2 separate regions of the Homo sapiens genome follow, and region 2 is linked to region 1. A link is a loop called in an ENCODE intact Hi-C map of the cell type or tissue named here. Cell type or tissue: gastrocnemius medialis. All regions are shown on one strand. Links, peaks and the distances in the headings refer to the core of each region. The heading gives the core; the rest is flanking DNA.

Region 1 (5,377 bases), core at 291-5,290:
ACGCGCGCGCACACACACACACACACACACACACACACACACACTAGTTAGGTGTGGTGGTGTGCACCTGTGGACCCAGCTACTCGAGAGGCTAAGGTGGGAGGATTGCTTGAGCCTGGAAGGTTGAGGCTGCAGTGAGCCATGATGGTACCACTGTACTCTAGCCTGGCAACAAAGCATGACTCCCTTAAAAAAAAAAAAAAAAAATTAAAAAAGACCACTCTGGCTGCTGCGGGGAGAATGGTTTGTAGGGCTGCAAAAGCAGAGGCAGGGACACCAGTACTGAGGCTAATACAGCGGTGCAGTGAGAGATGCTGGACTCTGGTGGTCACAGTGGAGGTAGAGACAAAGATAGACACAAGATACATTTTGGAGGTGAGCCAGGAATGAGGTGCAAGGCCACATGCATAACATGCATAGCTAAAGGCTTTCTCTCCCCACCCACAGCCACAACTTGCTCTTACCTCCAAATCCATATATATTGCACTAATGGCCACCTTGACGCCTTGTCTATAGATAGTCTTCTGGTCTTTTCTCAGCATCTGCTCAGTGGTCAGTCCTAGAAAGCAGATGAGAGACTAGGGGTCAAACAGGGTAGGCCAGGGTCCCAAGACCAAGAAGGCAAGGACAGCCAGATGGGTCAAGGAAGGAAAAACAGCCTCTCTTTGGGGCAATGAATGGGGGAGATAATTGAAAATGTAATCATAGCCGGGCGCGGTGACTCAGGCCTGTAATCCCAGCACTTTGGGAGGCTGAGGTGGGCGGATCACCTGAGGTCAGGAGTTTGGGACCAGCCTGGTCAACATGATGAAACTCTGTCTCTACTAAAAATACAAAGAATTAGCTGGGTGTGGTGGCGGGCACTTGTAATCCCAGCTACTCAGGAGGCTGAAGCAGGAGAATCACTTGAACCTGGACTCTGTCTCAAAAAAAAAAAAAAAAAAGAAAGAAAGAAAATGTAATCACATAATCAAAAGCCATCTTAAATAACTGGTGACAATAGGTACCTTTAGAGCAAGTAACTTTGGAGAGAAGGATGAAACCCAGAACAGAGGCTTTTACTTTTTATCTTTCCCTCTTCCTATACTGTTTACATGTGAGTTCTTTCTTTCTTTCTTCCTTTTTATGTCAACAGGTGGTAGCTGAGTACAAGAATACAGTTTTTTTTGGGTTCTCTTCATCTTTTGTTTACTCACAAAATATTTCTTTTGCCTCCCTAACCAATTCTATAGATTTCACTCTGATAATTTAGTATACTCTCAGCATATTTTATATATATGTCCTGTATTCTCTGAATAGACTGGAACCTATGAGGCTCTTTTTGTTTTTTTTTGAGACGGAGTTTCGCTGTCGTTGCCCAAGCTGGAGTACAATGGCGCAATCTCGGCTCACTGCAACCTCCACTTCCCGGGTTCAAGCGATTTTCCTGCCTCAGCCTCCTGAGTAGATGGGATTACAGGCACACACCACCACGCTCAGCTAATTTTTCGTATTTTTAGTAGAAACGGAGTTTCACCATGTTAGCTAGGCTGGTCTTGAACTCCTGACCTCAGGTGATCTGCCCACCTCGGCCTCCCAAAGTGTTGGGATTACAGGCGTGAGCCACTGCGTCTGGCCCTTCTGAGGCTCTTAATACATTCCTCCTCATCCTAACCAAGAGCCAGGATAGAACAATCCAGTAAATGACTGATTATTTCATGCTTAGGCTAATATGGTACTTCATTTCTTTCTGGTATAAAATTTAAATAATTGGCCAGGCGCGGTGGCTCATGCCTGTAATCCCAGCACTTTGGGAGGCCCAGGCGGGCAGATCACCTGAGCTTCAGAGTTCAAGACCAGCCTGGTCAACATGGTGAAACCCGATCTTTACTAAAAATACCAAAATTAGCTGGGCGTGGTGGTGGGCGCCTGTAATCCCAGCTACTCGGGAGGCTGAGGCAGGAGAATCGCTTGAACCCAGGAGGTCGAGGTTGCAGTGTGCCAAGATTGTGCCACTGCACTCTAGCCTGGGTGGCAGAGCAAGACTCTGTCTCAAAAAAAAAAAAATAATATAATGAACAAGGCTTGCCTTTCTGTTTTCTTATCTGGGAGGCAGAAAAGTCAGCTAACATTTCATACCTGATACATCAAACTTTGCCTTTTGTAGGGAATCAAATATATCATTTCTCTTGGGTAGGTCTGGGAAAAGGGCCTCTAGTTTCTCCACATATTTGCTGTCCTTTGGGGTTGCCTTTCCAATTTTAAGGTCCATGTTGACACAGTCCAGGATGATGGTTCCTGTGGAGAAGGGAGATGGTGGAACTTGAATCCTGTGACCCTTCACACACAACCACCAGAACATATATAACCTTCACACCAAATGGACACACACAAGGAGATTTGTATAGCAAAATCTCTGAAAGCAAAATGAGAAACTGGGATGGACAGTGTCCTCAGACCTCCCAAATCCAAACTAAAATGTAGGAAGGGAAATGGGGAAAAGGTAGAAAGAAAGCCTGAGCATCTCAAACCTTGGAGATTTTACAGCCTAGTCAGACAGAGATACACCTCTTCAGTAGGCCAAATCCCATCAAAGAATCTTCTAAGTTGGAAAAGACAGTCTAGTCCAACTCACTCTCTCTCTCTTTTTTTTTACAAGTGGAAAAATGAGAACAAGAAAGGTTAAGAGATTTGCTCAAGGTCACCTATTTCCTGGAGGAATTGGTATTGGAATCTGTTTCCTGCTTCTTTAGCTAATCCTCCTTCCATCATAAAATGATGCCAATAGGAAGCTTCTTGGTCTGTTGCCCTGCACTTCCTTTCTACTTTCTCCAACAAGTATCCCACAGGCCTTTAAACACATGCTCAATTGTCCCCTGAAAGAATCCTATCTTTTGGTATGAGCTGAATGGCTCTGAGAGCATATGGTTAGGCTGGAAGCGTCTAGACTTTTCCACCCTCCCTTCTCAGGGACAGGAATAGAACTACTGAGGTCCCAATCCAAAAGCCACCCTTACCATGCAGAAGGGCTGCAGTTTGCCTGTCCAAGATCTCTGGTGCCCCCTGCAGGATTCTCTCGGTCACCAGGGTAGCACAGGACCCCACCAGCTCAACTGAAACATGGCAGGGAGGGCAGTGTTTCGGCTCGATGGGTCGATGGTCTAGCACCTCTGCTACTGCCTCCTCTAGGGCTGTGTCACTTCTGTGGAGGGGAGGGTATGGGAAAAGAGGAAGAAAGATAGGTACGGACACTCCAGCTGCTTCTAGCCAACCTCTACCCCACACATCAAGGAAAATGCAGATGTCTTTTTTTTTTTGAGACGGAGTTTCACTCTTGTCGCCCAGGCTAGAGTGCAATGGTGCGTTCTTGGCTCACTGCAACCTTTGCATCTCGGGTTCAAGCGATTCTCCTGCCTCAGCCTCCTGAGTAGCTGGGATTAAAGGCGCCTGCCAACATGCCCAGCTAATTTTTTTGTATTTTTAGTAGAGATGGGGTTTCGCCATGTTGGCCAGTCTGGTCTCAAACTCCTGACCTCAGGTGATCTGCCAGGCAAGCATTTAAAACTGACCTTTGGTTACTTTTACCTCTGCCTAACTCCTCTCAATTCTTTTTTTTTTTTTTTTTTGAGACGGAGTCTCACTCTGTTGCCCAGGTTGGAGTGCAATGGCACGATCTCGGCTCCTGCAACCTCCACCTCCCGGGTTCAAGTGATTCTCCTGCCTCAGCCTCCTGGGTAACCAGGATTACAAGGCACGTGCCACCAAACCCGGCTAATTTTTTTTTTTGTATTTTTAGTAAAGATGGGGTTTCACCATGTTGGTCAGGCTGGTCTCGAACTCCTGACCTCGTGATCTGCCCGCCTTGGCCTCCCAAAGAGCTGGGATTACAGGCGTGAGCCACCGCGCCCAGCAATTCTTTTCTTTAATGTTATAATTGGAGTCATCTTTAAATAGTGTATAAGCAAATTCTGTGAAGCATCTGCTGCAAATATCTTACCCCCACATTTGCTGTCCTTTAGCGTTGCCTTTCCAACCCTATACCCTTGACACCCTTGATACCCAACATCTAAATTTCTCCTTTTTTTTTTTTTTTCTAAGACGGAATCTCGCTGTGTCGCCCAGGCTGGAGTGCAGTGGTGCAATCTTGGCTCACTGCAACCTCCGCCTCCCAGGTTCAAGCAATTCTCCTGCCTCAGCCTCCTAAGTAGCTGGGAGTACAGGCGCCCACCACCAGGCCCAGCTAATTTTTGTATTTTTAGTAGAGACGGGGTTTCACCATATTGGCCAGGCTGGTCTCGAACTCCTGACCTCGTGATCCGCCCGCCTCGGCCTCCCAAAGTGCTGGGATTACAGGCATGAGCCACCGCGCCCAGCAAATCTCTCCTATTTTTATAACCCACTCAATACTTAGATTCCATGTGGGTCACCAGGTCCTGTGAATTCTATCTTAATTCCTATCCATGCCCTAGTTTCTAACTCTCTGTTACTGCCCCACTCTAGGCCCTCAATATCTCTCGTCTGGACTATTCCAGTAGTCTCTTAACCAATCACCTGCTTCCAACCAAGAGCCCTCCTGGGCTGTCCTTCACAAAGTGGCCTGAATGATCATTTGAAAAAAGAAAATCTGATTCTTTTAGGACCCAGAATATAATTTAAAATAGTTCCCCACGGCCTAAAATAAAATCCAATCACCTTAGAAGGGCCTATGAGGCCTCCATAATCTGCCTCCTGCCTGCCCCCTCTGTCTCATCTTTTTCCATGTCCTACTTCTCCCTCAAATTTTATGCTCCAGCTGTGCAAAACAAATTCCATTTCCCCTAGCTCACCATGCTATTTCACGCCTGCCTGCATTTGATTCTATTAATTACTCCCTCTGCCTGGAATGCCTTTCCTAACCACCTTCCCTCCTCCCTCCCAATTCACCAAGCAAACACCTAGTCCTCTTTCAAGACTGAGATCAGTGCTCACTTCAGCAGCACATGCGCTAAAATTGGAATGACACAGAGAAGATTAGCATGGCCGCTGAGCAAGGATGACATGCACATTTGTGAACTGTTCCATAAAAAAAAAATATATATATTTAAAATAAAAAATAAAGGCTGGGCATGGTGGCTCACATCTGTAATCGCAGCACTTTGGGAGGCCAAGGCGGGCGGATCACGAGGTCAGATCGAGACCATCCTGGCTAACACGGTGAAACCCTGTCTCTACTAAAAATACAAAAATTAGCCAGGTGTGGTGGCGGGCACACCTGTAGTCCCAGCTACTCGGGAGGCTGAGGCAGGAGAATGGCGTGAACCCGGGAGGCGGAGCTTGCAGTGAGCCGAGATCGCGCCAGTGCACTCCAGCCTGGGCGACAGAGCGAGACTACGTCTCTTAAAAAAAAAAAAAAAAAATT
Region 2 (5,377 bases), core at 58-5,057, 72 kb before region 1:
CTGGGCGTGGTGGCACATGCCTGTAGTCCCAGCTACTCAGGAGGCTGAGGCAGGAGAATCGCTTGAACCCGGGAGGCAAAGGTTGCAGTGAGCCAAGATTGCGCCACTGCACTCCAGCCTGGGAAACACAGCGAGACTCCGCCTTGGAGAAAAAAATAAAAAATAAAAAATAAAAAATAAAGGAGATGCTGAAAAACAAACTCATTCATTCTTATTTAGATAGAAGGTTTTGTTGAAAACATGCAGGTTTCTTTCTTTCTTTTTTTTTTTTTTTTTGAGATGAAGTTTCACTCTTGTTGCCCAGGCTGGAGCGCAATGGCGCAATCTCGGCTCACTGCAACCTCCGCCTTCCAGGTTCAAGCGATTCTCCTGCCTCAATCTCACAAGTAGCTGGGATTACAGGCACCCACCACCACAGCCGGCTAATTTTTGTATATTTAGTAGAGATGGGGTTCCACCATGTTGACCAGGCTGGTCTTAAACTTCTGACTTCAGGTGATCCACCCACTTCGGCCTCCCAAAGTGCTGGGACTACAGGCGTGAGGCACCGCGCCAAGTCAAAAACATACAGGTTTCAAAAGATCAACACCAAGTAGTTTTCTCTGCTGTTTTCTTTTTATATATGCACTAAGAACAAATCCAGACTCTTATACTTTATTCAGATAATCACATTTACCTCTTTTATATCAGTACTCCAAAAGCCGCTTATGTTTATTCTGCTTTGTTACTGCTTTAAACTATTAATGTTTATTTCCCTTATCAGTATCATGTTGAGGCACCTTCATATTTTCATTTTTGGTCTAGGCATAACCCTTCAATAGATTAATCTGTACAATATTTTCCTTTTTTTTTTTTTTTTAGAGACAGGGTCTTGCTCTGTCATCCAGGCCAGAGTACAGTGGCACAATTATAACTCACAGTAAGTCCAACTCCTGAGCTCACGAGATCCTCCCATGTCAGCCTCCTGAGTAGCTGGGACTGCAGGTATGCATCACCATGCCCATCCAATTTATTTTTAGTAGAGGATGGGGTCTTGCTATGTTGTCCAGTCCAGGGTGGCCTCAAGCAATCTTCCCACCTTGGCCTCCCAAAGCATTGGGATTACAGATATGAGCCACTGTGCCCAAGCCAGAATATTTTACTTTTAACACAATAAGTATTCCTTTGTAATCCCTATGTATGATCTTCCCTTCCCCAGAAAGAATAAGTACCTCAGCTTTAAAATCTATTACAAATCTTCTGCTTTGGCAATATTTTAATTAAGGAGTATTAGAAAGGGTATCCATTCATCTCCTGGAAAATCTAGGGTTCTGTTCTTTTTTGAGTCTAAAATAAATTTCATGTTATCAGAACATTACCTGAGGTTGTTTTGGTGTTGGTTGAAGAAATAAGGCTTGCGAGGTTAACAACCTCACCCGACGTGAAGATGAATGGAGCAGCCATACTCACAGGGTCAGTCACAGGGTTGGCTCTCTCTGGATTAACATTCACCTGATTCTGCATTGCTTCCTATCAAACAAGGCAGGATATTTCAATCAGAACACTTATTAGCTTTTCTTTTCTGTCTTTCTTTTTTTTTTTTTTGAGACAGTCTCACTCTGCCACCCAGGCTGGAGTGCAGTGGCACGATCTTGGCTCATTGCAACCTCCACCTCCTGGGTTCAGGCAATTCTCATGACTCACCCTCCCGAGCAGCTGGGATTACAGGCACACGCCACCACGCCCAGCTAATTTTTTGTATTTTTAGTAGAGGGTTTTGCCATGTTGCCCAAGTTGGTCTAGAACTTGTGGGCTCAGGCAAATCGCCCACCTTGGCCTCCTAAAGTGGTAGGATTACAGGCTTGAGCCACCGTGCCCAGCCCAAGAACACTTATTAGCTTTAGTTACACAGTTACTGAACAGCATATTCCACTCCCATCCCAATGCTCTATCAATTATAACTAGTTCCGGTACACAATGTCCCAGGGAGATCAGAGTTCTCATTAAGACCACCATTTTTTTTCAGACCAGGCCAACAGAGTTGTTAGGTTGCTTTCCAAAGCTTGTTCCTACTTCAGGAAAGCAAAGGTGTATCATTTGCAAAAACTTCTAGACAATTCAATCAACCTCTATGAATCTTGTTTTTTTCATTTGAAAAATGAGGGAGTCAGGCCAGGCACGGTGGCTCATGCCTGTAATCCTACCACTTTGGGAGGCTGAGGCGGGTGGACCACTTGAGGTCAGGAGTTTGAGACCAGCTTGGCCAACATGGTGAAACCCTGTCTCTACTAAATGCAAAAATATCAGCTGGGCGTGGTGGCAGGTGCTTGTAATCCCAGCTACTCGGGAGGCTGAGGCAGGAGAATTGCTTGAACCCAGGAGGCCAAGATTGCGGTAAGCCAAGTTGGTGTCATTATACTCCAGCCTGGGCGACAGAGTGAGACTCCGTCTCAAAAAAAGAAAAAAGAAAAATGAGGGAGTTGACCTGAATAGCCTAAAAAGTAATTTCCAGCACTAACATTTTATGATTAATTATCTACAAGTCAGTGTGCTAGCAAGAGATCCCTGCAGAGTATCTATAGAGAACAATATTCTCTAGAGTTTTGTCCAACTACTTGTTCCATTCGGCCATTGAAAAAATTCCTGAGAGAATATATAACAAGCAAATAAATAAGTGCCAGATTTTAAAGTCTCGCTCCATATGCTGTACTTTTGCTTCCAGGGATATCTGTTCAATTTTGGTGAAAAGTAGCTTATCTTTATTACTTTCAGAAGCAATTTTCTACAAACATAATCACTACTTTAAAAAGTCCAGTTATGAAAGGGCTCTAAACAAAGAATTGAAAGTTCAAGGGACTAACCAGTATATAGACCACCTGTCAATTAAAAAAAAATACTGAAAATGCAGCAGAAATGGCTTGCTTGCTTGCTTTCTCTGTCTCTCTCTCTCTCTTTTTATTTTTTTTTGAGACGGAGTCCCACTCTGTCGCCCAGGCTGGAGTGCAGTGGTGCGATCTCGGCTCACTGCAACCTCCGCCTCCAGGGTTCCTGCCTCAGCCTCCCAAGTAGCTGGGACTATAGGCGCACGCTGCCATGCCCGGCTAATTTCTTTTGTATTTTAGTAGAGACAGGGTTTCATCGAGTTGCCCAGGCTGGCGTTGAACTCCTGAGCTCAGGCAATCCACCCTCCTCAGCCTCCCAAAGTGTTAGGATTACAGGCATGAGCCACCACGCCCAGCCAGAAATGACTGTTTTTCATATATAATTATCCCCTTGACTAAGAGCTTCAAATGAAACAGGTTATCCATTCTTTGGATATTGTGAAATTCCTTTTTTTTTTTTTTTTTGAGAGTCTCACTCTTGTCTCCCAGGCTGGAGTACAGTGGCACGATCTCAGCTCAGCTCACTACAACCTCCACCTCCCAAGTTCAACCGATTCTCCTGCCTCCATCACCCAAGTAGCTGGGATTACAGGCACCCACGACCAAGTCAGCTAATTTCTGTATTTTTAGTAAAGATGAGGTTTCACCATGTTGGCCAGGCTGGTCTTGAAGTCCTGACCTCAGGGGATTCACCCACCTCGGCCTCCCAAAGTGCTAGGATTACAGGCGTGAGCTACCATGCCTGGCCTAAATTCCTTCTTGAATTTGCCCTTTTCCTTTATCCTCCACTAGGACATGAAGTGTTCACAGCACGATAAAATTAAAGATAGGAAATAAAATATTACAATATTACATGATAAACAGACATCTAGTAAGTGCTATGGGAGCACAGAGGAGGGAAGAGTAGTACTGCTACGTGGCGAAATAGTAGCACTTCCTTGGTTCAAGTTCTCATTGGCCCTTGCCTGGCCTAATGAAAGTCACCGTATAGTTATTTAGCATTAAGTGTCTCTCTCATCTGTGTGCCACATTCCAAACAATCATCTTTTTAAACCAAATTTAGTCATATCAGTCCTCTATTTAAAAACTTCTATCCAAATGCATCGCCCACATAATAGTTCAAACTCCTTCACACGCTGTAAAGCATCCCTACATTCAGAATCCAGCCTAACTTTCAAGCTTAGCATCTGCCACTCCCAAACTCTACTTCCTTTGCCCATTCTCTCATCACTCAACTACTTTTTCTTGAACATTCCACGTTCTTTCACACCTCTGTGTCTTTGATTTGCTCTTTTTCTAGGCTAGAATATAGTTTTCTCACTTCTCTGCCTACTTCAATATTCAGTTCAGATTCCACTATTCCCTCCTTTGTGCTCCCATGGCACTTACTAGATATCTATTTATTATGCAATATTATAATATTTTCTTGCCTGTCTTTACTTTTATCATGCTTTCAACACTTCATGTCCTATTAATTTTTTTTTTTTTTTGAGATGGAATCCTGCTGTGTCACCCAGGCTCAAGTGCAGTGGCGCGATCTTGGCTCACTGCAACCTCTGCCTCCCAGGTTCAAGTGATTCTCCTGCTTCAGCCTCCCGAGTAGCTGGGATTACAGGCACACGTCACCATGCCCAGCAAATTTTTTTTGCATTTTTAGTAGAGACGGGATTTCACCATATTGGCCAGGCTGGTCTCGAACTCCTGACCTCAGGTGATCCACCTGCCTCGGCCTCCCAAAGTGTTGGGATTACAGGCATGAGCCACCACGCCTGGCCCATGTCCTGTTAATTTTTATATCCCCTGTCCTATTGTTCCCTGATGTACAGTGCTGGCTTAAGAAATTAATGGGCAGGCCAGGCGCAGTGGCTCACGCCTGTAATCCCAGCACTTTGGGAGGCCGAGGCAGGCGGATCACCTGAGGTCAGGGGTTCAAGACCAGCCTGGCCAAAATGGTGAAACCCTGTCTCTACAAAAATACAAAAATTAGCTGGGCATGATGGCAGGTGCCTGTAATCTCAGCTACTCAGGAGGCTGAGGAGGAAGAATCACTTGAATCCAAGCAGTGAGCCGAGATCGTGCCATTGCACTGGGCAACAGAGTGAGACTCTATCTCGGGGTCGGGGGTGGGAAACAGAAATTAATGGGACACAGCCGGCACAGTGGCTGACACTTGTAATCCCAGCACTTTGAGAGGCCAAGGCAGGTGGATCACCTGAAGTTAGGAGTTCGAGACCAGCCTGGGCAACATGGCGAAACCCTGTCTCTACTAAAAATACAAAAATAAGCTGGTCATGGTAGTGTGTGGCTATTGTCCCAGCTGCTCGGGAGGCTAAGGTGGAAGAATCCCTCAAACCCAGGAAATGGAGGCTGCAGTGAGCTGAGATCATGCCACTGCATTCCAGCCTGGGCAACAGAGTGAGACTCTGCCTCAAAAAAAAAAAAAAAAAAAAAAAAAAGGACGAAATCATCACAGTTAATTTTAAATTCTGAAGTGGCTTCCTTATCACTCAATATGC

The links. Peaks named below come from ENCODE experiments on the same cell type or tissue, not always from the same donor. Only the 100,000 strongest peaks of a DNase experiment are listed, where the experiment ranks them.
Region 2: it touches region 1 in a loop (7-fold over the local background); 8 of 110 quality-filtered maps call a loop at or near these places.

The regions. Positions count from the first base shown.
Region 1 is chr1:151,022,415-151,027,791 of GRCh38, reverse strand. It overlaps PRUNE1 (prune exopolyphosphatase 1), which reads right to left. Exons shown (of 8, transcript NM_021222.3): 4 at 2,997-3,181; 5 at 2,119-2,277; 6 at 465-559. It also overlaps the pseudogene RNU6-884P. Among named protein-coding and RNA genes, the nearest start is that of BNIPL, 11 kb to the left of the region's middle. In gastrocnemius medialis, for the core only: a CTCF peak has its summit at 3,055 (motif pointing left); DNase peaks (open chromatin) are centred at 3,041 and 4,933; H3K27ac peaks cover 2,561 bases.
Region 2 is chr1:151,093,984-151,099,360 of GRCh38, reverse strand. It overlaps GABPB2 (GA binding protein transcription factor subunit beta 2), which reads right to left. Exons shown (of 9, transcript NM_144618.3): 5 at 1,359-1,509. Among named protein-coding and RNA genes, the nearest start is that of GABPB2, 26 kb to the right of the region's middle. In gastrocnemius medialis, for the core only: no CTCF peak of the experiment used is centred there; no DNase peak of the experiment used is centred there.